Linked DNA regions of Homo sapiens: region 2 is linked to region 1. A link is a loop called in an ENCODE intact Hi-C map of the cell type or tissue named here. Cell type or tissue: heart left ventricle. All regions are shown on one strand. Links, peaks and the distances in the headings refer to the core of each region. The heading gives the core; the rest is flanking DNA. Region 1 overlaps TLK2 (tousled like kinase 2). Region 2 overlaps MRC2 (mannose receptor C-type 2).

Region 1 (15,202 bases), core at 3,231-11,230:
CCGTGGCTCATGCCTGTAATCCCAGCACTTTGGGAGGCCATGGCAGGCGGATCACTTGAAGTCAGGAGTTCAAGATCAACCTGGCCAACATGGCAAAACCCCCTCTCTACTAAAAATACAAAAATTAGCTGGGCGTGCTGGGATGTGCCTGTAATCCCAGCTAGTTGGGAGGCTGAGGCAGGAGAATCGCTTGAACCTGGAAGGCAAAGACCACAGTGAGCTGTGATCGCGCCACTGCACTCCAGCCTTGGCAACAGAGCGAGACTCCATCTCAAAAACAAAAAAAGTGCAGTACATAAGCCCTCACTTAGTAGCAGTGATAGGTTCTTGGAAACTACAACTTTAAGGGAAACAAGGTGTAACAAAACCAATTTTACCATAGGCTAATTGACATAAACAAGAGTTAAGTTCCTGTGGCATATTCCTGGTCACAAAAACATTACCCAGCTTCTAAATAAAGACTAAAACACTTCTAATACTAAACGTTGAAATGTATATGAGCTTTATATACATTTAAGAAAGTTTAATAGAAACAAGGTAACATTTACCCACTCATTCCCCACTCAGGGTTGAGGGTGGCCAGAGCCTATATCAGCAGCTCAGGGGCAAGGTGGGAGCCACCCTAGACAGGATGCCATCCCATTGCAGGGCGGGTACACACACACACACACACACACACACACACACACACACACACCCCATGTGGGTATGCCGGTGAACCCAACACATGTGCCTTTGGGATGTGGGAGGAAAGCAGAATAACCTGAGAAAACCCACACAGATAGGGGAAGAACAAACAGACTCCACATGGACAGTGGTGCCGACCAGGAATTGATTTTTTTTTTGAGACGGAGTCTAACTTTATCACCCAGGCTAGAGTGCCATGGCGCAGTCTCGCCTCACTGCAACCTCCACCTCCCAGGTTCAAGTGATTCTCCTGCTTCAGCCTCTTGAGTAGTGGGGATTACAGGTGGCCACCACCACGGCCAGCTAATTTTTGTATTTTTAGTAGAGACGGGGTTTCACCATGTTGGGTCAGGCTGGTCTCGAACTCCTGACCTCAGGTGATCCAGCGACCTCAGGTGATCCACCCGCCTTGGCCTCCCAAAGTCCTGGGATTACAGGCATGAGCTGCCGTGCCTGGCCCCCTTTTTTTTTTTTTTTTTTTTTAAATCAGCGTTATAACAAAATGATGTTATTTAAGGGCCTGCTGTATAGTAAATACATAAACCAATAATGTATTCATTTATTATCATTATCAAGTGTTATATACTGTAGATAATTGTTAGGTGCTAGACTTTAATATGGCTGGCAGCACAGTAGGTTTGTTTACACCAGCATCACCACAAGCGCGAGTAATGCATTGTGTGGTGACATCATGACTGCTGGGTTACCAGGTGATAGGAATTTTTCACCTCTGTTGTACTTTTTTTTTTTTTTTCTTCCTCAGTTCATGGGAAGCTCTGTTATACTCTTATGGGACCCCGTCATATGTGTGGCTTAGCATCATTGACCGAAGGGTTGTTCTGCAGTGGATGACTGTATCAAATTCGCCATTCTAAGAAAACTGGGGTTCCATAATTTCACATTTCATATTTTATTAGAATAAAGTAAAGCTAATAGCACTTAAATTGTTTTTGTAAGAAGGATTTAAAAACAAAAAATACAAAGTACTGCTAATTGATTTATGTAACAGATAATGCTTTAACCTAAGGGGTTTACATGCTAAAAATGACCCCTTTGATGTTACCCGAGCATATATACATTTACAGATATGATGTATCAGCTTTAGAGGAGGGGGGAAAATAACCGTCCTTGTTATTTTAAAATCTATGATACTTGAGTATACGTGGAAAAGAGGTGTGATTATCATAGAATGAACTTGAAAGGGATGAAAAGGGTTGACATCCATTCACTTAACAAATATTTGAGCACCTGTTATTTTATTTTATTTTATTTTTGGAGATAGAGTCTCGCTCTGTCACCAGGCTGGAGTGCAGTGGCGCGACCTCAGCTCACTGCATCCTCCAACTCCTGGGTTCAAGTGACTCCTACCTCAGCCTCCCGAGTAGCTGGGACCACAGGTGCGCACCACTACGCCCAGCTAAGTTTTATATTTTTAGTAGAGACGGGGTTTCACCATGTTGGCCAGGATGGTCTCCATCTCTTGACCTCGTGATCCACCTGCCTCGGCCTCCCAAAGTGCTGGGATTACAGGCGTGAGCCACTACGCCCAGCCAGAGCACCTATTATTTTCTCAATGGCTTGGTAGATTCCAGTGGAGAAAATAGGATGAGCAAAGAGAAAAGTCAGATGAGGGACCAGATGGACCTGAATGGAATTAACATGTGGAGACAATAGAGAAATGATTGAATATTTAGGAGGATCTTTGAAGAGTTCTAAAAGGCAGGCCAATATACCTTCTTGTTAATTTTCCCTTTTGTTTACAGGCATGCATGTAGGGAATACCGGATTCATAAAGAGCTGGATCATCCCAGAATAGTTAAGCTGTATGATTACTTTTCACTGGATACTGACTCGTAAGTGCTGTGCTGTTTTACCTTAACAGTTATATTATTTTCTTGCAATGCTGATTGTTCATGGAATAGAGCTGAACTCTGGGTCCAGGACATACCCTCTGAGGGAACCAAGTAATTTGTGACAAATGATCAAACATAAATTCAGATTTGGATCAGCAAGAAACCTCTAGGCCAAAGGACATGTGCACTTGTGTGCCAGTAAATGTTTAACAGCCAGCTTGGTATGAAGAGAGACAGGGCTAATTTATAGTGTTTGCCAGTTTCCGTGGTGTAGATATTCCTCCTGTGTCTAATTTTGATGTACCACCTGTTTATTTTTGTTTTTTTTTAAACATCTTAATTATAATTCACATACTGTATGATTCACACATGTAAAATATACAGTTTAGTGGTTTGTAGCATATTCATAGATACATGCAACCACCAGAGGCAATTTTAGAATTTTTTCACCATCTCAAACCCCATCATACCTTTTACTACTATTCATCTATTCCACCATTCCATCCCTCTGCCCTAGCCCTAATCTGTCTGTTTTATCTTTATAGATTTCCTATTCTGGACCCTCATATGCATGGAATCATATAGTATGTGGACTTTTATTACTGGCTTCTTTCACTTACCATGGTGTTGTCAAATTTCATCCTTGTAGCCTGTGTCAGTACTTCATTCCTTTTTATGGCAAAATAATATTCCATTGTGTGGATATACCACATTTTGCTTATAACGGTTTGATAACCAGCTCACAAAATTCTTGAAAATTTAAGTCAGCTCTTGGAAACTGGCATGAGTTGGTGCCAGCATGCCACTGACGTGCACTAGTGAGTGTAGACTGTTCAAGAGAGTTTCTGCTCACCCCAGAGACTCTTATGAACATTGACAGACCTTTTTAAAAAGTACTGGCCGTGTGATTTTATCCTAGACTGAGATAAGAAATGTGGCACTAATGAAGACAAGGCTCAGTGCTACATGTTGAAATACAGGCTCATAGGCTTATAGGATGTTAGAATAGGAAGGGATCTCAGAGTCCAGCCTTTTCATTTTATAGGTGGATTTTGAGGACCAGAGAAGTTAAATAACTTGTCTGAGATAGTTATTAATTGTGGGCATTGCTATATTTTGTTACTTGGTATAGGTAACCTCCCGTGCCTCTGGGTTTATCCAGCAGTTTAGCTGGATATATCTCAGCATTTGGAAATGTTTCTCTGTAGAAGTCTGAACTGAATCAGAATATACCCTAGGTCTAGACTTCAGGTTCCCTCAGCCTCCCAGGGTAATTCTAGGAGTTTTGGTCTGTTCTAGCCAACAGTCTCAGATATGGCTGTGCAGACAGCTGCCTTACATTTAGAAATAACCCCAAAGAGGACTATAATTCCCTTTGGAAACATGACCTGGGCCATTCTCTCAGGGATTTCTTCTCATTTGGGTAGCCCTGGCACTGAGCTTAGCCATGTGTGTTTCACGTGGAGTGGAATTTTTTTAAAAAGATCTAGTTAGAAGGCAGGATTGGGAAACAAGGGGCGGGGCATGACATTACTGTTTTGCCTTGAGCAAATTTCTTGAATACTAGGTAGACCCCCCTCTCTGAACTATTAAGTTCAAGAACTATTTCAAAGTTAAATATCAGGCTCAAATTATCTGCTGTTTTGAATTGTATACACACTTTTAACTAATGTGAGAAATTGAGTTGGTTCTATACTATTCTTGAGTTGATTACTTTGTTCTTCCTATTGTATGTATGATGAATTTTCACCAAAAATAAGTCAGACCATGATTTTTAGAACATCTTCTGAGAATTGTTTGGGTATTAAAAGTGAGGCTTTATTTTCTTTTCTTTCTTTTGTTTTGGTTGTTTTCCTTTTTTTTTTCCTGAGATGGAGTCTCACTCTGTTGCCCAGGCTGGAGTTCAGTGGTGCGATCTTGGCTCACTGCAACCTCCACCTCCCAGGTTCAAGCGATTCTCCTACCTCAGCCTCCCATGTAGCTAGGATTACAGATGCACGCCACCATGCCTGGCTAATTTTTGTATTTTTAGTAGAGACAGGGTTTCACCGTGCTGGGCAGGCTGGTCTTGAACTCTTGACCTTGTGATCCGCCCGCCTGGGCCTCCCAAAGTCCTGGGATTACAGGCTTGAGCCACCGCGCCTGGCTGAAAGTGAGGCTTTATTTTCAACTTGCATTTGGGTGAAAGAATCATTCCATTGAGCATGAGTCTATATTTCAGATTTCAGAATCTCAGATCAGAGGAATCTATAAATTTCAGACATTTCTTTTTTTAATTTTATTTTATTTGAGATGGAGTCTTGCTCTGTTGCCCAGGCAGTAGTGCAGTGGCATGATCTTGGCTCACTGCAACCTCCACCTCATGGGTTCAAGCAATTCTCCTGCCTCAGCCTCCCAAGTAGCTGGGATTACAGGCATGCGCCACCATACCTGGCCAATTTTTTGTATTTTTAGTAGAGACAGAGTTTCACTATGTTGGCCAGGCTGGTCTCAAACTCCTGGCCTCAAGTGATCCACCCATCTCTGCCTCCCAAATTGCTGGGATTACAGCAGACATTTGTTTTCAAATAGGGTGTTAGCATGCCCTGCCATGTTTCTTAAGATACATAAGATATTGTTCAGTTTGTGGTGTCCACAGGACCATGTGTGTCCATGTTCAATTGCAGTGCTTTATGAAGGCCTCAAATTGCTCAGTGGCCCATAGCGCTAGACCTGAGTCTGTTTGCTCTCAGTTCTGTTCCTCGCCCTTTCGCTGCTCTGTATCTTTGGGGGGTTAGCCCGTGTAGGCTGTGTTTATCAGGCCCATGTGTCCATTGGTGTTCTGTTGGTTTCAGCCAATGGGAAGGCAGAAATGGGAGGGGGTCTCCACCTCCTCTCCCTCCCCGCAATTCTAGTTTCCCCTGATGACCCTGGGTTCTGGTTTCACCATCTCCTCCCTTCTGGCCTGCTTGCCTGAGGGTGCTAATGGCTTCCTGCTGTAGATGATCTCTAGGGTGCCTCACTGACCAGTTTGTCTTCTCAGCTCTTCCATCATCTGTATGATCAGTTCCCTGAATTAAAGTCTCTCTGTTTTAAATGTTCAGGTGGTTTTTTTTTCCAGGCTAAACTGACTGATACACCCACATTGTCACAACTTAGAAAACTTCAAAACGTATTCATCCCTCAGGAATATTCAAACAGTTCAGGACACCTTACTTCAGAGTATAATGCCTTGGAAGATAGACACGTGACCTGTGATGCCACCAATGGCATATGGTTTTATGTATGGGTCTGTATGACATATTGACATAAGGGAAGGAAAGAGAACCCACATACTTTTGTTAGAACCATAGATACTATACTTTACAAGCTCTTTTACACCTTGTGTTTAAGAGAAATTGTAGTGCAGTATTGTGCCAAGCTGTCAGAAGACGTAGTATGCAGTCAGTTTTTGGGACGTGGGCAAACTCTAGATTCTTACTCATTGCCAGCACTCAGGGTTATATAAAATGTTTGCAGTGCGAATTGTGTACCTAGCCAAAATTGCGCCACTGCACTCCAGCCTAGGCAGCAGAGTGAGACGGAGTCTCAAAAAAAAAAAGAGAGAATTGTGTACTTGATCACATTCTGGTTGTTTAGACGTGGATGTGTGGCATGGGTGTGTAAAGGAGCCCCTTCCAAGAAGATACCTAGCTTAAATACATTATAGTTCTTATCAGTATTCTTATAGTCTAGACTCAAGAAGAGGTCTGCCATGGGTGAACTTGAGCACAACAGATTCCAACATTGAGGGTGTGGAAACTCTTCAAGAGAATAAGCAGTTTCTTACCAGAAACCCCTCAGCTAATACTGAATAAACAATTGAAGAGTATTTTAAGGAACAAAGAAGAAAGGAGTGAGAAGCTGATGACCTGAAGTTTTCACATGGGACTAATTTAGGTAGTGTTAATCTGCTTGCTCTTATTCCATGGTTAAATATTGGTTTATTTGTCTTTAGGTTTTGTACAGTATTAGAATACTGTGAGGGAAATGATCTGGACTTCTACCTGAAACAGCACAAATTAATGTCGGAGAAAGAGGCCCGGTCCATTATCATGCAGATTGTGAATGCTTTAAAGTACTTAAATGAAATAAAACCTCCCATCATACACTATGACCTCAAACCAGGTATGTCTAACTTTTAGGAGACAGTATTAGTGGGTTTTCTTTGGTCTTATAAGTGACTTTTAATTTGATAAAGTTAGAGAATTTCACAGCAGCCAAGAAAGGCTAATAACATCTGACTTTTGATTGCCTGGGTAGGTGTGGGAAAAAAGAGTCCTGGCCAAGCAGCACTGGGTTTAGGAGGGCGTGTTGGATTAAATACTCTGGAGAAACAATACCTTTATCTTTGGAGCCAGGGCAGTTCATGATGTAAGTCTCATTAAGAAAGAACTGTTGCAGCAAGTTCAGTTTTGTTTTTTTCCCATGACTCCTACTACATAACAGTCCCTCTGCTTCAGGTCTCTTTGATAAGAGCCCCCAAATTAATAACTTATTTTTACTTATATGCCTCCCATTTCAATAAATTTCAAGCAGAATTTTTCATCTTTTTGTATGGTTATTATCTAGCTTTGATGTTCATCAGCAAAGAGTACAGGGCAGCTAGAGTCCTTACCTCTATTTTTTATTGTTATCTTCAGCTGTGTTTTAGAAATCTGCATAGTTCTATAGACAACTCTAACAGCTTAGCTTGGGCATTAGGAAGATGGTCCACATTTACCTTCTGGTGTTGCAAAATTGTAAACTTTGCTTTACTCTTCTGGTAGGTGCATATTGCGTCTCATTGACTATTCTCTAATGTTCTAATACAATTCAGATGACTAAAACATTAATTATGATGAAGAAATTTTTTAAAAGATGGCTATTTTGTGAATGAATTTTCCATAACTGAATTCAACACTTTCCTGCAATGGGAGCTGTAGGCGGTGCTGTGGTGCTAGCTTTGGTTTCCTTACATGGTTTCTTTGATTCCTCCCCCACACCCCAAGTGCTGTTCTAAACAGGGTAGTTTAGAGATCCTCACTGAAAGTTCAGATGAAAGTTTCCCATCAGTTTTGACCAAGTGAACAAGGGTATTTTACTTTGGCCAGTTATTTTTATTTCCAGAGCTCATCATAGTGGTGGTTTTGGCACATTAAGCAGGTGATTCTTGGAAAATAGAAGTTTCAGCAGATGCTGAGGACTCTCCCTGAGTATCCAGAGTCCAGATTGCTTGATTCCCAGGATTTGGATGTTTGCTTTTGCAAGAGTTTGAGTTCAGTTGTCCCCTTCTTATCTGCTATTACTTTGGGTTTTTCTCTTAAATCAGTAAGTCTCTGCTTATTCATGAAGGTTTTTATTTTTTAGGTAATATTCTTTTAGTAAATGGTACAGCGTGTGGAGAGATAAAAATTACAGATTTTGGTCTTTCGAAGATCATGGATGATGATAGCTACAATTCAGTGGATGGCATGGAGCTAACATCACAAGGTGCTGGTACTTATTGGTAGGTATCCAGGAGCTCTGCCAGGTTGGCTATAGAGATGTGGCTCTGCTATGCTGAAGTGTTGATAATGAATTAATTGCTGTATGCTATCTGCTAGGCAAAAATGCCATAAACCAAAGCAGACTTTCTCCCCAAATCATTACTGTCTTTTCAACAGTTTGACTCTTGGTATTTATATTAATTTGTCTTAATTTTTCTTTCCTTTCTTGAAAATCCTTAAGAAAGAGAGCTTATATGTGTCCAGGTATTTGAAATGTATGTTTTTTGTACAGAGTTGGCCTTGCAAGTCAGTAGAGAACAAGGTTGCTCATGTGTATATAAAGAATGGCCCCAAAATCTTTCCGTCCAAATACAGGTCTCTCTTCATGGGTTAATGGGATAAGGGATTTGTCTCAAGAGTTGCCTGAGGATGTTGGACTGTAGGGAGTTATGAAGATCAGGATGAAACATAACTATAGCGCATATGAAATCTATACAGGAAAAAGTGACTACAATTTACCAGAAGTTTATCCATGTCTGTTAGCCATGATCTAAAAGTTTTTGAGGCACATTTCTTCACATCTCTTGTCACCTGTCTTCCCCTAGCCACCCGCACCCAAGCTACCTCTGCCTGCCAGTTTTATGCTTCTATTTCTGCCTACTATTACCTTTGGCCATTAGAACCATAAAAGATACCTGAAACTCAGGCCTTTAACTCTATGGTTGTAAAAGTGTGTTAATAAAGCTTCCTCTTCCATTTTGAGGTGGTCACACAAGCCACATATTGGTGTATATAAAGAATGGCCCCCAGTTTTTTTTAGTCCAAATACAAGTCTCTCTTCCTGGCTTAATGGGATGAGGGATTTGCTTCAAGAGTTGCAAGAGAAGGCTCTATAGCACCAACGGAGGGGCAACACATGTTATTTGTACCCTAGGGAAGGTGGTCAAATCACTTTATCTTTGGAACTGAAAGGTCCTAGGCCTTAGCAGAGAGTACTGACTGTCTGGGAATCAGAGGTAGAGGAGGAAGCAGAGGGGCATGGCGTTCACAACACAGCATCAGCCCTGTGCTCATCGTGAAGCCTGCCAATAACACCATGGACACAATGCCCCGGTTTCTGTTGCTCCTTACTGCTTGTGGAAATGGTACCTGTTGTAAAAAGTCAGTCCCTAAATTAAAACTTTGAAATTACAGATTTAAAATAGAAGCTGCATTTACAATGTTTATTCACTGTGGTGGTTATTGTGGGCTAGTGTTCCTGTCACTAAGTGATACAAAAATATCTGCTGCTGGAAATTCTAGAAACAGGTCTATACCTCTGCTATATAAATTCACTGGAATTTGGATTTGAGCTTTGTGTTTGATCTTTTTTTTTTTAAGGCACAGTTTTTTTGCATTTAAAATAGTTACTGCTGTAGTTGCTTACCTACAAAAATTCAGTGATTAGAATTTAAGTAAAAATTATGTGATGCTAGGGATTTTGCTTCAAAGTAGTCTGTTGGGAGAAATGGTGGAGATTGGCCACATGTTGATAATTCTTGAAGCTGGATGGTGCTTACTTAGGGGGTCATTTTACTGTTCTTTCTGCTTTAGATTATAGTTGAGATTTTTAATAATTTAAGACAGGGCTTCTGAGAAGATTAAGTGTTACAGGTTTCTATGAAGGTTTGAAGAGTCTCCAAATTGGTAGAAATACTGTCATAATCACTATCTTCAGTATGTCAGATAAAAATAATCCTGAAGGGTATAACAAATTATAAGTAACTATTTGCAGTATTTACTGGTTACAGAATTCTTCTACATTGAATACTTTATTTATTTATTTATTTATTTATTTATTTATTTATTTATTTATTTATTTGAGACGGAGTTTCGCTCTTGTTGCCTGGGCTGGAGTGCAATGGTGTGATCTCAACTCACTGCAGCCTCCGCCTCCCGAGTTCAAGTGATTCTCCTGCCTCAGCCTCTCAAGTAGCTGGGTTTACATGCACCCGCCACCACGCCCAGCTAATTTTTTTGTATTTTTAGTAGAGATGGGGTTTCACCATGTTGGCCAGGCTAGTCTTGAACTCCTGATATCAGGTGATCCACCCGCCTCGGCCTCCCAAAGTGCTGGGAATATAGGCGTGAGCCACCACGCCTGGCTGAATACTTATTTTAAAGAAGTGACCCATAGACTATGCCTTGAGAATAATTGTTTTTTTGTATGGGGATTTTGATTGTGATGGAATATGCAACTATATACATATATATATATATATTTTTAGCACAGTTTAGTATCATAGAGCTGTCTTTTACTCTCCTCTCAAAATCCTTGATAGTAAGTTAGAATGCTTATTATTTTCAGTATTATTTGGATGAAGAATTAATTTCATTCACTTACAGGTGGAGAAACTGAGACCTAGAAAGGGATTTGCCAGACATGTACAATCAAGTGACAGGTCTTTTTATATTCTAAAAATCTTGCTAGCCAGGTGTGGTGGCTCATGCCTGTAATCCCAGCACTTTGGGAGGCCAAGGCGGGCGGATCATGAGGTCAAGAGATCGAGACCATCCTGGCCAACATGGTGAAACCCCGTGTATACTAAAAATAAAAAAATTAGCTGGGCGTGGTGGTGCACGCCTGAAATCCCAGCTATTCGGAGGTTGCAGTGAGCTGAGGTCACACTACTACACTCCAGCCTGGCAATGGAGCGAGACTCTGTCTCAAAAAAAAAAAAATCTTGCTAACTTATTTTTCTGCATTTGGATGAGTTCAACAACTCCTATTCTTTCCTGCCACTGCCATAAAAAAGTCACAAATATATTTAAATGGTCATTTTAGAATTAAGGTTATACTTATCCAAGATCATATTTAAGTTATGTATATTAAAAAATCAAGAACTGGCCAGGTGCAGTGGCTCATGCCTGTAATCCCAGCACTTTGGGAGGCTGAGGCGGGCGGATCACGAGGTCAGGAAATCGAGACCATCCTGGCTAACACGGTGAAACCCTATCTCTACTAAAAATACAAAAAATTAGCCCAGCGTGGTGGCACACGCCTGTAATCCCAGCTACTTGGGTGGCTGAGGCAGGAGAATCGCTTGAACCTGGGAGGCAGAGGTTGCAGTGAGCCGAGATCGTGAGTGAAGTGGGACTAGTGAGAATATTTACCACTCTTAGGAAATTGAGAACTATTTTGATGCCCTATAGGGACATTACTGCCTCCCTAAGTTAGAGTGTCTTTTCTTACTTTGAGATGGGGGTCTCACTCTCTTGCTGGAGTGCAGTGGCATGATCTTGGCTCACTGCAGTCAACCTCCCCCAGGCTCCGGTGATCCTCCCGCCTCAGCTTCCCAAGCAGCTGGAGCTACAGGGGTGTGCTACCAGGCGCAGCTAATTTTTGTATTTTTAGTAGAGATAGGGTTTCGCCATGTTGCCCAGGCTGGTCTCAAATTCTTGAGTTCAAGCGATCTGCTGGCCTTGTCCTCCCAAAGTGCTGGGATTACCACACCCCGCCTAGAGTGTCTTTTCATTGACTTTCCATATAAGTCTAAGTTGACTGTTAAAATTCATATATTTTGGCCAGGTGTGGTGGGTCACACCTATAATCCCAGTACTTTAGGAGGTCGAGCTGGGAGGATCACTTGAGTCCAGGAGTTTGAGACCAGCCTGGGCAACACAGTGAGACCCCACTGCTACAAATTTTTTTTAAAAACTACCCAGGCATGGTGGTGCCTGCCTTTAATCCCAGCTACTTGGGAGGCTGAGGTGGGGAAACCACCCGAGCTCGGGAGGTTGAGGCCGTAATGAGCCATGATCACGCCACTGTACTCAGCCTGGGTGACAGAGCAAGACCCTGTCTCCAAAAAAAAAAAAAAAAAAAACGATATTTCTATTTTCAACAAGATATTTTATTTTGTCTTTTTGTACATGTCTTAAACTTATATGATCATTATTCTAATAATTTATATTTCTTTTTTGTCCCAGGTATTTACCACCAGAGTGTTTTGTGGTTGGGAAAGAACCACCAAAGATCTCAAATAAAGTTGATGTGTGGTCGGTGGGTGTGATCTTCTATCAGTGTCTTTATGGAAGGAAGGTAAGTTAGAAGGTTGATGGAGAAGCTTGATCTCTTTCTTGGGTGGCACACACACACACAGTGCCTTGGTATGGATTAGTCTATTGGAGTTAATTATTGGGTTATACAAAATAGAATCCTGAAAGGAGTGGTTTAAAGAAAATACAGACTTAATAATACAAGCCTTATTCGTAAGCAGAAATCCTCAACCCTAGGGCACCTAATGAGTTCTGCGGGGCTGTTAAAAACATGCACTTTTGCTGTTCTCAATTAGATCTGGAACATGTATTTATTCTGATAGTGTGTATAGGGATTTACAAAAATCGTTTATTTATTAAAGTATACAATCTTCCCAAGAACCTGGGGGCCCCAAGAACCAAAACTCAAAATATCCCCAGAATCTTTATCGCCAGCCATCCCATTAGTTGAACCTATTATTAATGAAAGCGTGCTTTATATTTCTATACTGGGGAGATGGTGTCAGGATGTATTCATTGTTACCTCTGATCAAGGTGACATATTTCAACAAGTGGTAAACTACACCTAATGAATTGTCACATTTGTTTTTCCTTGTGAACATGCCTTATAAATGTATATATTAGGATCCATTTGTGTATTTATGTTCCTATTGCTGTTTTTGTGTGTTTGTTTGTTTCAGTGTTTCCCAGTAGGCTGTGGGTATAAGCCAGATGGGAGTTCTGTGTGTCCTTTGAATTCTTAATATTTTGATTACATTCCCCAGACCAGGCTCTTAATTCAGATTATACCTTCCTCTTTAGCTTCTCCTTGGTCTTTTTTTTTTTTTTTTTTCTATCTCACCTCTCTAAAACAGGGAAACTATTCAGAGGTAGTAGGCTTAATTATTATTTACATTCCCTGACAATGTTGAATTGCTGCCGATAACAGCAGTAGAAATTATCTAGAAATAACTGTTTGAGAGAGATCTCAGTAGAACCAGTATAGAGAGACTTGAGTTGAACTTGTTTTTAAGAGTTTATTAGAAAATGGCAGCTCGGTGACCAGGCGTGGTGGCTCACACCTGTAATCCCAGCACTTTGGGAGGCCGAGGCAGGTGGATCACAAGATCAGGAGATCGAGACCATCCTGACTAACATGGTGAAACCCCGTCTGTACTAAAATTACCAAAAAAAAAAAAAAATTAGCCGGGCGTGGTGGCGGGTGCCTGTAGTCCCAGCTACTCGGGAGGCTGAGGCAGGAGAATGGCATGAACCCGGGAGGCAGAGCTTTCACTGAGCTGAGATCATGCCACTGTACTCCAGTCTGGGCGACAGAGCGAGACTCCATCTCAAAAAAAAAGACAAAGGAAATGGCAGCTCGGCATAGTTGAAGCCATTAAGTAACCCCAACTCTTTCTTTTTCCCACTCTGTCCTTACCCCTCTTGGTTTTGACTTCCTTTCCTTCTCTTTTTCTGTTTTTTGAGTTGGCCTGAGGCACAGGTGTGTATTTCTTAGGGCCGCATGTATCCCTCAGAGCAGGTGAGGTTGCTGGGTCCTGCTCTAGATCTCCCTTTTCTCTGGTGTGAGCAAAGCTTAGCAGAGCATTAGGATATAGGAGATGCTGCTTCTGGTCCCCACTCTGCTTTGACCTGGTAGTTGAACTGTGAGCAAGTTACATATGCTCTGAGCTCTCAACCCCTTTTATCTATAAAGTGAGAGAACTAGAGGGGATTGTCTCCAGAGTTCCTTGCAGCAATTCAAATTAGAAGATGTCTTATCCTTTTCCTTCCCTGGGGTATTGAATTGTTTTCTCTATAATTTTCATCAGAGGCCTACATTATTTGTTTGTTTTTATGTGACAGCCTTTTGGCCATAACCAGTCTCAGCAAGACATCCTACAAGAGAATACGATTCTTAAAGCTACTGAAGTGCAGTTCCCGCCAAAGCCAGTAGTAACACCTGAAGCAAAGGTAAGTTTTGTTTGACCCATTGGCCAACAGAAACGGCTGCTTTGCTTTCTGTATTACTTTTTTGGGTAATAGTGGATGGATTCTTCAGTGTGAAATTCAGCAGTTAATAAAAATATTAGGATAGGCATGAATTAATGTTCCTAAGAACACTTGACAGAAGAACATTGCTTACACCCTGACCACCCCATCCCCAGTTCCAGTAGAAGGAATGTTGATAGGTGGGTGTTTTAATCTGGAAAGGCTCCCTAGAGTCAGAAAGGGAGGGAGAGCAGACTCCAGTTGAGAGAGAACAGGTGTGTGGATGTCACGAAAGATACCCAGCTTCATCTGTATTCAGGGATTATGATTAATTTGGGGAGCTAATGCCCATGTAGGAGAAATTATATAAGAGTACTAAGGCATTTGTATTAGTCTGTTCTCATGCTGCTAATAAAGATATACCCAAGACTGGGTAATTTATAAAGGAAAGAGGTTTAATTGACTCAGCTCAGCATGGCTGGGGAGACCTTAGGAAACTTAGGTAACCACCCCCATGATTCAGTTACCTCCCACCAGGACCCTACCATGACACGGGATTATGGGAACTACAATTCAAGATGAGATTTGAGTGGGGACACAGCCAAACCATATCAACATTATAGGGTTAAACGTCAGGTGAATGGTAAGCAGTAAATTCTGTTGCAGTTGGTGAGGGCATAAAAAACTCGTGAGGCAAAGGAAACATGGAATGGGAAGTGGTGAAAAGGAAGCTATAAATAATCACTCATCCTTGCCACATCTGTAAACCAAGATTCTAGTAGCCAGCCTACTTTTTCCTTGCTATTTTATTTATCTCTATTTATTAACCAGTTCTACTTAGGTGAGTGGTAGCCAGCCCCATTGGGTGCTGTGGTCATTTAGCATTTTTAAAGTCAAAGTGAGCAGTTATAAGTCTTTTGTTGTTGTTGGTTTGAGACAGAGTCTCACTCTGTCACCGTGTCTGGAGTGCAGTGGCATTATCACGGCTCACCACAGCCTCGACCTCCCCAGGCTCAGGTGATCCTCCCACCTCTGCCTCCCAAGAAGCTGGGACTACAGGTGTGCACCACTGCTCCTGGCTATTTTTTTGTATTTTTTGTAGACAAGGGGTTTCGCCGTGTTGCCCAGGCTGATCTCGAACTCCTAGGCTCAAGCCATCCGCCTGCCTCA
Region 2 (15,202 bases), core at 3,510-11,509, 52 kb after region 1:
GGTCATTTCTCTGTCCTTTTCTATTTTTTTTTTTTTTTTTTTGAGACGGAGTCTTGCTCTGTTGCCCAGGCTGGAGTGCAGTGGTGCGATCTCGGCTCACTGCAAGCTCTGCCTCCCAGGTTCACACCATTCTCCTGCCTCAGCCTCCCAAGTAGCTGGGACTACAGGCGCCTGCCACCATGCCCAGCTAATTTTTTGTATTTTTAGTAGAGACGGGGTTTCACCGTGTTGGCCAGGATTGTCTTGATCTCCTGACCTCGTGATCCACCTGCCTCAGCCTCCCAAAGTGCTGGGATTACAGGCGTGAGCCACCGCGCCCGGCCCCCTCTCTCTCTTTTTTTAAGAGACAGGGTCTCATTATGTTGCCCAGGCTGGTCTTGAACTCCTGGGCTCAAGCTATCCTCCTGCCTCAGCCCCAAAGTGCTGTGTTTATAGGTGTGATGCCACCATGCTGGGCAGGTCATTTCTCATTGTCACTGATAGAAGTGTCACTGTGTACATCGTAGCACACCAGACTCCTTGCTCAGACCTGAAGTCGGATGTGGATCCCAGTCAGGGTGAAAAGGTGCTTGACCTACGTCAACTTCATGCCTCTGAAGGCACCCACTTCTTTGCTGTCAGCAGTGTCTGCTCCTTGGCACCAGGATTGGATGGTTGGTCTCATCCATCTGGAGCCTCTCGCAGAAGGATCTTCTTTGGTTTACTTGTTTGCTCACCCTCTCCAAATGTGCTGGGTTTAGTGTCAAACTCTGCATATATGAGTTCAAGTCCCGCAGGGTTAAGTTTGAAACAAAGGACAGATGCACACCATATATTCCCTATCTCTTTTTAATTACCAAATACATTAATTGTAGCAAATACAAAGAGAAGAAAATAAAAATCAACAGCTATCTCATAAGTCAGTCATAACCACTGTTAACACCTGGGTATGTACAGTTGTTCTGGAACCCTGATGTACCCCAGAATTGCTTGGGACTCTTGTTTACAATCTAGATATTCCATCACTCCGAGATTCTAATTCAGTAGAACTGCTCTAGGGCCCACACACCGGCATTGCAAATAAGCTCCCCAGGCGATTTGGACACCCAACTTTAAGAACAAGAATGCAAAAGCGTCTTTCTAGACATTACTTGATTTAAAAGAAAATAAAAATGAAGTTATACTATATATTCATTTTTTCTTTTTCTTTTTTTTTTTTTTTGAGACAGAGTCTTGCTCTATCGCCCATGCTGGAGTACAGTGGCATGATCTTGGCTCACTGCAACCTCCGCCTCCTGGGTTCAAGTGATTCTCCTGCCTCAGCCTCCTGAGTAGCTGGGATTACAGGTGCATGCCACCATGCCTGGCTAATTTTTTGTAATTTTAGTTGAGAAGGGGTTTCACTATGTTGGTCAGGCTGGTCTCGAACTCCTGACCTCAGGTGATCCACCCGCCTCGGCCTCCTGAAGTGCTGAGATTACAAGTGTGAGCTGCCGCGCCCTGCCATTTTTGCTTTAAAAAAAAAATCAGCAATAGAATGTGAACTTCTGTGTCTAAATACCCTTTATACATTTCTGTTGTGTGCATAGTATTCCATTAGACGAATATATTTCCATTTACTTAGTCAACACTATATTGTTGGACATTAGTTGCTCCCCCATCATTGCTATTGTAAATAATGCTGTGTGGCTAAATCTTTGTATACATTCTTAGTTCTTTCCTTAAGTTAAATTCCTAGGAAATGAATTCTGGGGTGAAAGTTTTCATTCTTTTGAAGGTTTTTGATAGATGCTGCCAATTTTTCCAGCAAAAAGGTTGCCCCACTGGGGCTGCTACTCCCATGAGCTCCCTTTGTGAGGAGCCGTGAGGTGAGATCTTCCCATCCATGATCTCAGCCATCCCTGCCAACTACCCAGCGGGCAGCACGAGGTACCTGCTCAGTGGTACCTGCTAAGTGCTCAGTAATTGGTCTACGCAGTGGACAGGAGGAGTGTTTTCTTCACTGACCAGAGGAGGACACTGAGAGTGGAGGGGTCAAGTGACTCGCTCAGGAACTGGGACTCAAAGCCAGCTTTGAATCTAGAGCCTGAGTTCTCTTCACCACCCCATCAATTTTTAATTGATATTAGAGAGGGAAGAACAGGCCGGGCATAGTGGCTCACGCCTGCTATCCCAGCACTTTGAGAGGCCCAGGCGGGCGGATCACTTGAGGTCAGGAGTTCGAGACCAGCCTGGCCAACATGGCGAAACCCCATCTCTACTAAAAATACAAAAATAAGCTGGGTGTGATGGCACACGCCTGTAATCCCAGCTACTCAGGAGGCTGAGACAGGAGAATCACTTGAACCCGGGAGGCGGAGGTTGCGTGACTGCGCAAGGGTCCTGGTGAGGGTCCCAGGTCAACTCCTCCCGTCCCAGTGTCTGCCAGGCCAAGGGGTGTGGGCGCTGCCCCACCTCTTTCCACACTTTCCCTTCCAGCTGCGTTGTGAGTGACCTCATTTTCCCTTTACAGCTGCCCTTGGAGTTTATTTCTGCAGAACCGGAATGTGGCTGAAAGAGTGCACACCCTATCTGCCCTGCCCTAGCCCTTCCAGAGAGCCCCCTACTTTTCCCTGACACACCCTCCTCTTCTCCTTGCATCTCCCTCCTGGGAGACCTGAGGAGGGGTCCAGAGTTCAAAGACAGAAACATATGGTGGTGGCAAGGGACTGGGCACCCATGGGAATTGGGGTCGGGGGAGGACTTTGCATCTGGACCGTGGGTTTATTTTTCTTTTAATTCTTCTGAAGAGCAGCTTAAACACTGGAGTCCTTGGCCGTATTTCCTCTTATCGTTTCTTCTTATCCAGATTGCAGTGTCTGCTAAGCCTGGTTCCCAGGCTCTCCGCTGTGAAACACAAACAGATTCTTGAGCTCGCTGCCCAAAACTGGGCAGAGGTTCTTGCTTAAATATCAAAAGCAGTAATGGCCTTCCATTACTCTGTGCTCCCCAGGTACAGAGGGACAGGAAGCCTTCTCTCCCTTTGTCCTCCCAGAAACCCAGGAGACAGGTCTTATTCGTGTCCTTCCCAAATCGAGGCTTGCGGAAGTGAGGCAGCCAATCCCAGGGCCCAAGGGCCCAAGCAGAGGTGCGAACCTGGGTAGGTCCACATTCTAGAGCTGCCCTCCCAAGCCCTCCACCATGGTGCCTCCTGGAGGTGGGGGCAGGCCCGGCTGATCTGTCGTCACAGAAGTTGGCAGGTGCTCAATCTTTGGCTAGAATTTTAAAGGGAGATCTTGAAGGTTCCCAAGCAAGAAGGATTCTAAATTCACTTGACTTTAAAGAGTGCCATTTGGGCGCAGTGGCTCATGCCTGTAATCCCAGCACTTTGGGAGGCTGAGGCAGATGGATCACTTGAGGTCGGGAGTTCAAGACCAACCTGGCCAACATGGCGAAACCCCGTCTCTACTAAAAATACAAAAATTAGCGAGGCATGGTGGTGGGCGCCTGTAATCCCAGCTACCTGGGTGGCTGAGGCAGGAGAATCCCTTGAACCCAGGAGGTGAAGGCTGCAGTGAGCCAAGATTTCATCACTGCACTCCAGCCTGCGTGACAGAGAGAGACTCTGTCTCAAAAAGAGTGCCGTGCCTTGCTTTTAGAACCAAACAAGTGATCTTTGAATGTTGCCATGTCAGGAGGGCAGGGAATTGCCAATGTGTGGAGCAACAGCTCATTAGGAAACGTGCCTTGATTTCTCAGTCATATTGTGCTGTGCTTCAAATGTGTCTCATGTCTCCTATGCAGCGTGTCACAGTGTCATTTGACATCAATCATGTTGGCAGGGCAGCAGACCCCCCCCGCCCCACCGATACATACATTTTTTGTTTTGTTTTATTTTGAAATAGATACAGCCTTCTTGTCATTCTTTTTTTTTTTTAATTTTTTTTAAAATTTTTTTGAGACAAGAGTGTCGCTCTATTGCTGAGGTTGGAGTGGCACTATCTCGGCTCACTGCAACCTCCGCCTCCAGGGTTCAAGTGATTCTCCTGCCTCAGCCTCCTGAGTAGCTGGGACTACAGGCACCCGCCACCACACCCGGCTAAGTTTTGTATTTTTAGTAGAGACGGTGTCTCACCATGTTGGCCAGGCTGGCCTCGAACTCTTGGCCTCAAGTGATCTGCCTGCCTCTGCCTCCCAAAATGCTGGGATCACAGGCATGAGCCACCATGCTTGGCCGTCATTCTTAATAGACACCAGGATACTGAAAAATGCTTTGCCACTCAGAAAAACAAGGGTACAAGCATGATACTATATGGCCACTCTCATTCCACTTCAGTGTGTGTGTATGGTGGGGGCACAAAAGGGATGGGTGGAGACTGTGGCAAACCGGTGAGCCCACACCCCTCCCAGGTGGGCAGCTGCACCAGCTCTTGTGGCTGGCACCCTGCAGGCATGCTGCCTCGACTGGAAATCTACATTTTTATGTGTAATCTCTCTCACACATCCTGAAGCCAAACACAACTTGCCTGTGGGCTATCATCTAAAATTCGGAGGCTAGCTGGAGTCCGCTCTGGAATAAGTCTGCCTGGCCATCCTTCCCAGCTCTTCCCCTTATTAACTGTGTTATCAAGATGTTAATCTCTCAGTTATTTAATACCTCAGTTTCCTCATCTGTCAAGTGCAGATCAGAATTTTGCCTACATCTGAGGGTTGTTATAAGGATTAATGAAAAGCCTTGGAACCCACTGTCTGGTGCCTGGACGCGCATGGTTAATGCCTGGCATTCTTTGTGTCTCTTTTTACAAGCGCAGGGTGACCACAGGTCCCAGTTTGCCGGGGGCAGGCCTGGTTCATGCTTGTGGTGCTGGTGTAATGATCACTAACTTGCCATTTCATTGTCGGTATTGACGTAAATGATATGATTTGCCTAGAGAAGCAAATACTGGCACAGTGCTGTTTAGGACTCTGATGAGGTTTAGACCTAATAGAAAGGCCATGGTCCAGGTTCCTTGAACATCCCTGGACAAGTCACTTAACCTTTCTGTGTTCAGTTTCCCGTTCTAAACGATTGGCAAGATGAATTCTAAGATCCCTCCATTCACAGTCATTCTGTCATTTGACAAACATCTTTTTTTTTTTTTTTTTAAACGCAGTCTCGCTCTGTCGCCAGGCTGGAGTGCAGTAGTGCGATCTCGGCTCACTGCAACCTCCGCCTCCTGGGTTCAAGCAATTCTTCTGCCTCAGCCTCCCAAGTAGCTGGGACTACAGGCGAACGCCACCACGCCCAGCAAATTTTTGTACTTTTAGTAGAGACAGGGTTTCACCATGTTGGCCAGAATGGTCTCTATCTCTTGACCTCGTGATCCACCCACCTCGGCCTCCCAGAGTGCTGGGATTACAGGCGTGAGCCACTGCGCCCGGCCGACAAACATCTTTCACAAGCTCAGACTCATGCCAGGCAAAGGTCCAGGGCATGGAGAAGCCAGGGGCAGAGCCTGGGTCCTCAGTGGGCACTTGGCCAGTGAAAACCTCCAGTGCAGGTTGTTGGGAATCTCTACCTTTTTTGTCAAGTGTTACTTGAAAGACCATTACCAAGAAATTGAATTGAAAGTTAATTTTTTTCTCCTTCTTTACGGAGACGAGTTTCACTCTGTCCCCCAGGCTAGAGTGCAGTGGTGCGATCTGGGCTCACTGTAACCTCCTCCTCCCGGGTTCAAGCAATTCTCCTGCCTCAGTCTCCTCAGGCATACACCACCACATCTGCCACCATACCCAGCTAATTTTTGTATTTTTATTAGAGATGGAGTTTCACCATGTTGGCCAGGCTGGTCTCAAACTCCTGGCCTTAAGTGATCCACCTGCCTCGGCCTCCCAAAATGCTGGAATTAAAGGCGTGAGCCACCGCGCCCTGCCTGACTGTTAATATTTTAAACCTCAGTTTCTCAGGAACTAATCATTCTGGTTGAATACATTTTGCTACACATTTCTTTTGTTTGTGGGGGGGTATCTAAGTTGTTTTTTTCTTTTAAGTCAGAAAACATAAATTTTCACTATGGAAAATTGTAAATTACAGAAAGGCCCAAAGATTTTCTTCATTTCTGCTGACTCTTCAATGAACCAGAGGGGCACGTGTAATATTTCCGCTTTCGGTTACTCCCCACCCCACACACCTTGTAGACACTTTGTCAAAACTACATTTTAAAAAAATGCTTTCCCCCAAATTCGTATGGATGTCTCCTAATAAAGTCACGCAGTCACTCACTGGTTCGTCCTCAATCAACCAGGCGTGGAGTCCTAACCTGTCCATGATTTTAAGAAAGGGCAGGCGCACAACACCCCCGCACGGAGAAATGAACAGGTGTGGCTCGGCAGAGGCCTTCCGCACCTGCGTTATGGAGTGGTGGCCGCTGTCGGCGATGGGGTCCCCGCGAGGGCACAAGTGATCGCGTGGCCACGGCGAGGCTCTGCCTCCGCCCCCGCGCTCCGGGTCCCATTCCCGAATTCTGCCCTCAGCGGCCTGGTCAATGAGGTTGGATCGTTGGCCCAGAAAGCCACTTCCTGCCGCGACTGGAGCCAGCCGTCGTTGTGAAAATTCCCCCCACGGGGAAGGAAGTGGCTCTTGGGCTGTTTATTTTGGCTGCGGGCTAGCAGACGGCGCCAGGGGCAGCGGCCACGCAGACCGGGCATTTGTCTAGCTGGGCGGGAGGCGGCGGAGCGGGAAGTGCCACAGATTGAGGGGCGCACGGCGGTGGAGGGAGGGGCGCCCAGTGGAGAGGGGGCTCACGGTGACAGAGGAAGTGGCGCCGCTTGGGGGGGTGCACGATGGCAGGGGGAGGGGTGCTCGGTGGAGGGAGGGGCACACGGTGGCGGGGGGAGGGGCGTGCCGCAGATTGAGGGCGAACGGTGGCTTGGGGAGGGGCGCTCCTTGGAGTTGGGGGCGCACGATGGCGGGGGCAGGGGTGCCCCTTGGGAGCAGAAGCAGAGAAGACTCGGAACTCCAAGAGCAGGTGGATCTGGGAGCCCCAGATCCTGGGCACTGGGTTGGGGGAGAAAGGGGTCAAGGTGTGCCCGCCCCCGGGATGCTCGGACTCTGGGGATCCAGGCCTGGTGACCCCCGGTGAGGAAGAGCCAGTGGGAGGAAAGGGCCGGGCGCTGCCCGGAGCAGAGGCTGGAGGCGAGAGCGATTGCTGCTTGCTGTAGCGCGGCCGCTCTCCAGTTCCTCCGGCAAGGGGGGCCTGGGGGAGGACTGGCCGAAAATACTGTGATGCTTTGGTCTAAGACAAAAGCCAGCAGGGGATGAGATCAAACACCATGACACTGCGAAGGGGAAGGCCAGCGCGGGTGAGGATTTGCCTTCCCAGAGAACCCCAGGGGCGGGGCTAGCTTCCACTCAGCCCGCATTACCCCCACCCCCGCCCCCACCCCCGGGGCGGGGTCTGGAGGATCAGCAAAACCGCGGGAAAGGTGACAGTCGCCTTCCCCACCACCGCCTGCATTTAGTAGGTGGAGGGACAGTCCCACCTCTCCACCCATTCCCTGCCAGAGTGTGATTTAATGTCTTCCTAGAACACAGGATATCACAGTCTGCAGCACAGAGATTTGAAGTGGGGAGAAAAGCATCTCTGGAAATGACTGGTGGGGGAAGCCCGCCACTGCTCTACAAAGGGTGGCCTGTGACAGCAACAGCGCAACACTGGGACTGTGTGTGTAGGTTTTAGGCACAAGCACTTTAAGCTGTGGGAGGAAAGCAGTTTGGCCTGGCTGGGATGGAGGGGCTGTTGGGGAGGAGGGAGGAGGGTGTGAAAAGGGGAAGGTGGCCGGTAGAGGGAAACCCACCATGGTTCAGGATGTCGGTGGGGATGTTGCACAGTTGGGCGGGGTATTGGGCTTCGATATCATGTAACCCCCGTCCTCCATGGAAGCAATGCCCCCCTCGTCCAGCCCAGGATCTAATGTGCATGCATGTACGTGGACACAGTCTCTAGCCAGGGGTGGTGCAGGGTGGGGTGCTGGGTCCCCAGGGTTGGCCTCTTAGCAGGGTGGGGCTGGCAGCTTCTGCTGACTCAAGGACATTTCCAGGCCTGGCCTGGAGGTTAAGCAGCTCATTGAAAACAGCTGCTCCTCTTGGCTGGCGGCCCTTTCAGGCGGCCTCTGGCTCTCCCTGGGATGACCCCTCGCCTCTGCGTGGCCTGGGGAGGGGCAGTGAAGGGAGAGAGGCTCAGAGGCTGGAGGCCACCCTGCCATGCCCTCAGGGATGGAACTGAGTCCCCTCCAGGGCTGGCCAGCTGTCCTCCAGCCCCCAGCTTTCCAGGAGCTAAGCCAGGTGGTCGCTGGGCCCTGCGTTCCTGCCTGCAGCCTTTGCTCCTGCGGTTGGGCAGCTTGGACCGCCTTCCTTGTCCTTGGAATGCCTTCCTTGTCCTTGTCTCTGCTTGTGCCTTTCAGGGTTTTATGTGACATGCCTCTCATTCAACACATATTTGTTGAGAGTCCGCTGCATGCCAGGCACCATGCTAGAATTAACTTCTCATCTGCCTCCTTCATCTGTGATGTCTTGTGGAGAGCAGCCGTCTTATCTGAGGTCAGACCTCTGGCTGCCTCTGTGGATGGGCTGAGTCCGGGGAAACTGCAGCAACAGCTGAGGGTTTTGCTCCAGAGACACAAACTGTTGTCAAGCCTTTGCACTCAGCCTCGCGACTTCACCAAAGCATTGTGTGCCTTGAAGCAGACAGGACGGGAGAGGAGGCCTCAGTGACCATCAAGGAGGAAGGAGATGGGTTACTCAATGTAGGGCAAATTGCTTTAAAACCCAGTTGCCCATGAGCACAGGCATGTTTCCCAGGTGATGACCTGGATGTCTGAGAAACAAGAAGTGTGGACTACATCAGAAATATTCCTATCAAACTAGACACGGTGGCTCACACCTAGAAATCCTGCACTTTGGAAGGCCAAGGTAGGAGGATCAGGAGGTTGGGGCCAGGAGTTCAAGATCAGCTTGGGCAACAAAGCAAGACTCCGTCTCTACAAAAAGTAAAAACAATTAGCTGGGGCTGCGTGCGGTGGCTCACACCTGTAATCCCAGCACTTTGGGAGGCCGAGGCAGGCGGATCACGAGGTCAGGAGATCGAGACCATCCTGGCTAATGCGGTGAAACCCTGTCTCTACTATAAATACAAAAAAATTAGCCGGGCGTGGTGGCGGGCGCCTGTAGTCCCAGCTACTCGGGAGGCTGAGGCAGGAGAATGGCATGAACCCCAGGGGTGGAGCCTGCAGTGAGTGGAGATCGCTCCACTGCACTCCAGGCTGGGCAACAGAGCAGACTCCGTCTCAAACACAAACACTTTGGGAGGCCAAGGTGGGTAGATCACGAGGTCAGGAGATTGAGACCATCCTGGCTAACATGGTGAAACCCCGTTTCTACTAAAAATACAAAAAAATTAGCCGGGCATGGTGGCGGGCGCCTGTAGTCCCAGCTACTCGGGAGGCTGAGGCAGGAGAATGGTGTGAACCCTGGAGGAGGAGCTTGCAGTGAGCCGAGATCGCGCCACTGCACTCCAGCCTGGGCAACAGAGCGAGACTCCATCTCAAAACAAACAAACAAACAAACAACAATTAGCTGGGCATGGTGGGGTGCATGCCTATAGTCCCAGTTATTCTGGGGGCTTAGGTGGGAGGATCACTTGAGCCCAGGAATTCAAGGCTGCAGTGAGCTATGATCATGCCACTGCACTCCAGCCTGGACAACAGAACGAAACTCTGTCTCTTTAAAAAAAAAAAAAAAAAGAAAAAGAAAAGAAAAAAAGAAAGAAAGAAATATTTCTATCACACTTCATTTATCTGGAAAGTTCATTTCTATCTATCACCTTCACCCCCAACCGTGCAGACTTAAACTTTTCCATGGATTGCTTCATGAGTTCAGCCTCTCCAGCTTCATTATAAACGCATGAGGGCAGAGGCTGTATCTTCTTTTGATTCCTAGGCTGGAATGCAGTGGCGTGATTATAGCTCACTACTGCCTCAGACTCCTCGGCTCAGTTATTCCTCCTGCCTCAGACTCCCGAGTAGCTGGGACCACAGGCACATGCCACCACACCTGGCTAATTTTTTTTTGAGATGGAACATCACTCTGTTGCCAGGTTGGAGTACAGTGGTGCAATCTCAGCTCACTGCAACCTCCGCCTCCTGGGTTCAAGCGATTCTCCTACCTCAGCCTCCTGAGTAGTTGGGATTACAGGTGTGCGCCACCATGCCCCGCTAATTTTTGTACTTTTAGTAGAGATGGAGTTTCACCATGTTGGCCAGGCTGGTCTCAAACTCCTGACCTCGTGATTCACCCGCCTCGGCCTCCCAAAGTGCTGGGATTACAGGTGTGAGCCACCACGCCCAGCCTACACCTGGCTAATTTTTAAATTTTTTTGTAGAGACGGGATCTCACCATGTTACCTAGGCTTGTCTTGAACTCCTGGGCTCAAACGATCTTCCCACCTTAGCCTTTCAAAGTGCAGGGATTACAGGCATGAGCCACTGTGCCCAGCATCTGGTTCATTTTTAATTTCCCTTACAGTGCTTCATAAATGATTATCATCTGTATGGGATAAGAAAGCCCCCAAGGGAGCAGCCAGAAGGATGATTAGGAGAATGGGCTGAGGGTCCAGCCTCCAGGCACCTCCTCTGACATGGCCTTGGTGCTGCAGCCGACCCAAGAGGCTGGTCTGACAGGTCAGAGGAGGTCCTAGAGCAGTAACCTCCCAGGAAATAAGGAGAATGGGACAGAAACCCAATGCAGACAAGCTAATTAAAAAAGGAATGCAGGAGCCCAGCTGGCTGCAGATGATCCTGAGTGTTTCACAGAATGGAGGAAAGAGCCTCAGGGATTCAGGGACAGGACATCCAGCATCTTTGGGACTCACTTCCTCTCTTTCCATCTCTTTGTCCCGTTTCACTCTGCTTCTCTTTATATATTATCCCCTCATCGTAGGAAGCATGGCCATTGGCAGCCCCAGCCTAGCAATCTTAACAAAAAGGGAAAGCTTTATGTGTTCCAGGGGAGTTCTCTGATCAGCCCTGTTTGAGTTATGTGCCCCATCACTGTGGCCAAGGGGATAGACACTGTCATCAGCTCAAGAGTGAGCCTTGTGCCCACCCACACATCCACATAGCCAGAGGTACACAATACAAGGAGAACAAGAAGGGGATGGGAAGTTTCCTGGGCAGATAAAGGCAGCTCAATGAGGTCACAGATTGTTATCGTTGCCATGTCTTCATTGTAGAGCCCAGCGCCCTGCCAGACCATATGGTGATAAGGGCTGGGATCATGTCTATATTGTTCACAATACCCTCAGTGCCTGATGCCCTGCTGGCATCTATGAAATTCTCAATACATCATTGTTGGATGAATGAATGAATAAATGAATGAATCACACCCAGCCAGTGCTCAGTGCACAGCTCCCTGCCTAGCTTCATTCATTTCTCCATTTACTCAGTAAGAACATATTGAGCCACAGCTTGATGCGTAGCACTGTGCTAGGCATGGGTTGATTGCCTACAAAATGCAAGAAGTGGTCTTTGTCCTTGGGGAGGAGAATCCCAAGATCCTTGTGAGGGGCCCTGCACCTTCTGTGGGGGGCACTTTTGCTCCCTGCACTGACACCTGATGCTCCCATGCATATGGATGAGGCTGGGGGGTGGGTGAGGCTGGAGGGGCCCTCTCTGGATGGGGGTGGGGGGCATCAGGCCTCTGCACTCTGAGCTCCCTCTGCCCGCTTTGTATGTGCTTGATGAAGCACGGGTACAAAGAACACAGAGCCAGCTCTCAGGACGCCTTTTCTCTTTCCCCAGCAGTTCCAGCCCAGCCTGAGCGTGCACTCCCCCTCCACTAGGCCTTGGAGAAAGAGCCTCTTTTCATTGAGGGCCCAGGCCCACCGGCCACTTCGGGTGGAAAATGCTCTCAAGAACCCCCTGACCCCGGCTTGGCAGAGTCCCCCCGGATCCACCTACAGGAATCCCCCCTCAGCTTCTCCTTTGCTTTGCAGAGCTCCTGCACGCCTCTCCTCTGCTTTTTGATTCCTCAGCCTTTTCTCATTTGCTGCCAAATGAGAAAATGCAAGAGGTTGCCTTTGTCCTCTTTTGCTGCCAAATGAGAAAATGTGACCTGTGTTCTTCAGTGCCTCCTCCACATTGCAGTCTTCAGATCTCTGCCCAGCGGAGTCTCTCGGCCCTTGGGAGGCACAGAGCTCCTTGTAACGCCCCCAGACACCTGGGATTTTAAAGGTTTGTTTGCTCTTATGCCCGGCATTTCTCCTCTAACTGGATTACAAATCCTGCGAGGGGAGGGACGGTGCTGCGAGTTTCCTTGTGGTCCCAGCATTGCCTGGAACATGCCATGCACCTAGCAGAAAGTTGGGTGGATTTGAACCCAGAGCCTAGGATGTCAGAGGGAGGAGGGGCCTTGAAGCTGTGCCTCATGTGACAAAGGAGGAAACTGAGGCCTGAAAGGTACTTCTGTTGGACATTCTAATCCCGTCCCCTTTCTGGACTTCAGTTTCCTCTGTCAAGTGAGGGGAGGTTGGCCTGACCCTGGGAAAAGCCCCTCCCGACTAACCTGGACCTCTTTCAGACCCTTCATTCACCGTTTGCTACAACTGCTACAGCCCACCTGGCATTGATTTAGCACACTTGTGGATTTTCTGGCTGGGGAGGAGAGGAAGATAACGTCCTCTTGGGCTATTGTGGGCTCACGTGAAGTTTTGGGCTTCGTTTTCCAGTCGTATCTCTGAGAAACATCTACAAAACAAGCAATAATTTTTTTCCTTTTCCGGCCCCAGGCCCCTTTGGCTACCTCCTGCCAAGGCCATTTTCTGTTACTACTGCCTGGAGTAGAGTTTCTGAGAACCAGATACCTACTCCTTAAAGGAAGCTTGGGCAGGCATGGATCAAGTCCTGGAGCTGGTTTCTGGTTTCTGGTGGGTGGCTGAAAGGTGACCTAGTCTGTTTGGGTTGTTATAACACAATACCGTTAACAGATGGCTTGTAAACAATAGAAATGTATTTCTCATGGCTTTGGAGGCTGAGAAGTCTAAGATCAAGGTTCCTGCCGATTCAATGTCTGGTGAGGGCCACTTCCTCGTGGACAGCTGTCTTCTCACTGTACCCTCACATGGTGGAATAGGTGAGGGTCTCTCTGGGGTGTCTTTTATTAGGACGCTCATCCTATCCATGAAGGCTCTTCCCTAATGACCTAAGCACCTCCCAAAGGTCTCACATCCTAATGCCATCACCATGGGGGTTTAAGATTTCAACACAGGCCGGGCGTGGTGGCTCACTCTTGTAATCCTAGTACTCTGGGAGGCCAAGGTGGGAGGCTCACCTGAGGTCAGGAGTTTGAGACCAGCCTGGCCAACATGGTGAAACTGCGTCTGTACTAAAAATACAAAAATTAGCTGAGCATGGTGACGCAGGCCTGTAGTTCCAGCTACTTGGGAGGCTGCTGAGGCAGAAGAATCGCTTGAACCGGGGAGGCGGAGGTTGCAGCAGTGAGCAGAGATCGCGCCACTGCACTCCAGCTGGGGCAACAGAGCGAGACTCTGTATCAAAAAAAAAAAAAAAGCTTTCAGCACATGAATTTTTGGAGGTTGACACATTCTGTTCATGGCAGGAGGGAAGGAGCAGGTTCAAGGCAGGGGACCCAGAGATTAGCTGTGGCAGTTGTCCTAGGGGTACTTTAGGAAGCTCACTTTGTCCTGCCCAGAGAGGAACCCCATCCAAGTGCTGTTAGAGGACAGAGGGGCAGGGTCCCTGCCCCAACCTACATTCCCATGGTGGTGTTTTGAGCATCAGTGACAGGAGCTGTGGGTACTATGTTTTAGGAAAATTAATCTGGCTGTTGGAACAAGGAGCAGAAAGATAGGCTGGTTGTTTGTGATTATTATCTAGGCATGAAATTCGTTCATTCATGCATGTGTTCATTTGTTCCTTCAGTATTTAAGCATCACTGTGTGTCAGGCAGAACTGTAGGTGCTGGGGTTACAGTGGTGGAGAAGACAGAAAACAAGAGTGTCAGATAGCGAGTTCTGGTTCTGGAAGTGGCAGAGTAGCTTGTGTCAGTCTAACTCTCTGGCCAAGAATGCTTTTAGACTAAGGGAAAATTATAAAATATGGTGATTATGGTGATTTGAAGGCAATGAACAGCAATTAAAACCAGACAGAGGTAGAGAGGAAAAAATCCTTGAAAGTAAAAAGTAAACCTGGCACATTTAACCAGCTTTTCCCTGAACACACTACCTGGTTTGAGGAGCTCATACAGAAAGTGGCAGTTTTACCGGTTAGAGCTTGGGGCCACTAGAAAGGCTAACATTGAGAGGAAATGTTAGGAAAGCAAGGAGCCATAGAAATTCCTTCTACAGATTCTCCTTAAATCCTTGGTGACTCCTGAACTGTGCATTTGCAGGGTAGGGTTCTAAGCAGCCCAGCAAGAAACAGCAGCTGGGAGGTAGAGGTTTCAGTTGCTATCTGGTGCTGAGGAAACAGAGTTTAAAATTTAAGTTCCACCAAGTTTGAGGGGCTTAGTAATCACCTAAGGTTTTCTTTTGAAATCCCAGAAGGGCCTCACCTTATGATTAAATCCAAGGTTAAGAGCCACATCTGAAGACTAAAGGCAAAACTCAAACAACCCCACCCTAGCAAAGCTTAAAACCAAACCTCCACAAGAGCAAGGTAATCCACTGGTAATTTAACTGCCTGCCATAACAAAATCCAGCATTCTTTAGAGGAAGATTTTTTTAAAATCCAGATTCCCTTTAACATAGCATCCCTGACGTTCAGTATACAACAAAAAAGTCCAGACTCCTTATGACATTATCCACAATGTCCAGCATATAATAAAAATTTGCAGATAGTAGGCAGCAGGAGATGACCCATAATCAAAAGAAAAAACAGTCAATAGATGCAGATGCACAGACAACCCAGATGGTGAAAAAAATCAGATAATAAATGCCATGAAGAGCATTATAATCAAGTGATATGATAGAGAGTAACTGTGGTCACTTTACGATTGGGAGGCCAGGAGGATCTCTCTAAAGATGTTACCCTTTTTTGTTGTTTGAAATGTGAAATGCCAGGTAGAGGAAATAATGCATAGGCCCAGAGATAGGAAACAGCCAGGCTTGTTCAAGGAAGAACAAGGAGGTCAAAGCGACTTGAGCAAGGTGGAGTAACAAGATTTGAGATCAGGCCGTTAGACAGGACCAGA

What was found. Peaks named below come from ENCODE experiments on the same cell type or tissue, not always from the same donor. Only the 100,000 strongest peaks of a DNase experiment are listed, where the experiment ranks them.
Region 2: it touches region 1 in a loop (2.0-fold over the local background); 3 of 110 quality-filtered maps call a loop at or near these places.

What each region holds. Positions count from the first base shown.
Region 1 is chr17:62,594,135-62,609,336 of GRCh38, forward strand. It overlaps TLK2 (tousled like kinase 2), which reads left to right. Exons shown (of 22, transcript NM_006852.6): 17 at 2,451-2,540; 18 at 6,517-6,686; 19 at 7,908-8,046; 20 at 11,996-12,107; 21 at 13,907-14,014. Among named protein-coding and RNA genes, the nearest start is that of MRC2, 26 kb to the right of the region's middle. In heart left ventricle, for the core only: a CTCF peak has its summit at 7,482; no DNase peak of the experiment used is centred there; H3K27ac peaks cover 276 bases.
Region 2 is chr17:62,646,001-62,661,202 of GRCh38, forward strand. The region is part of intron 1 of MRC2 (mannose receptor C-type 2); the gene reads left to right. Among named protein-coding and RNA genes, the nearest start is that of MRC2, 26 kb to the left of the region's middle. RefSeq lists enhancers at 5,853-6,564, 6,565-7,275, 7,988-8,698. In heart left ventricle, for the core only: no CTCF peak of the experiment used is centred there; DNase peaks (open chromatin) are centred at 6,551, 7,271 and 8,101; H3K4me3 peaks cover 1,873 bases; H3K27ac peaks cover 2,604 bases.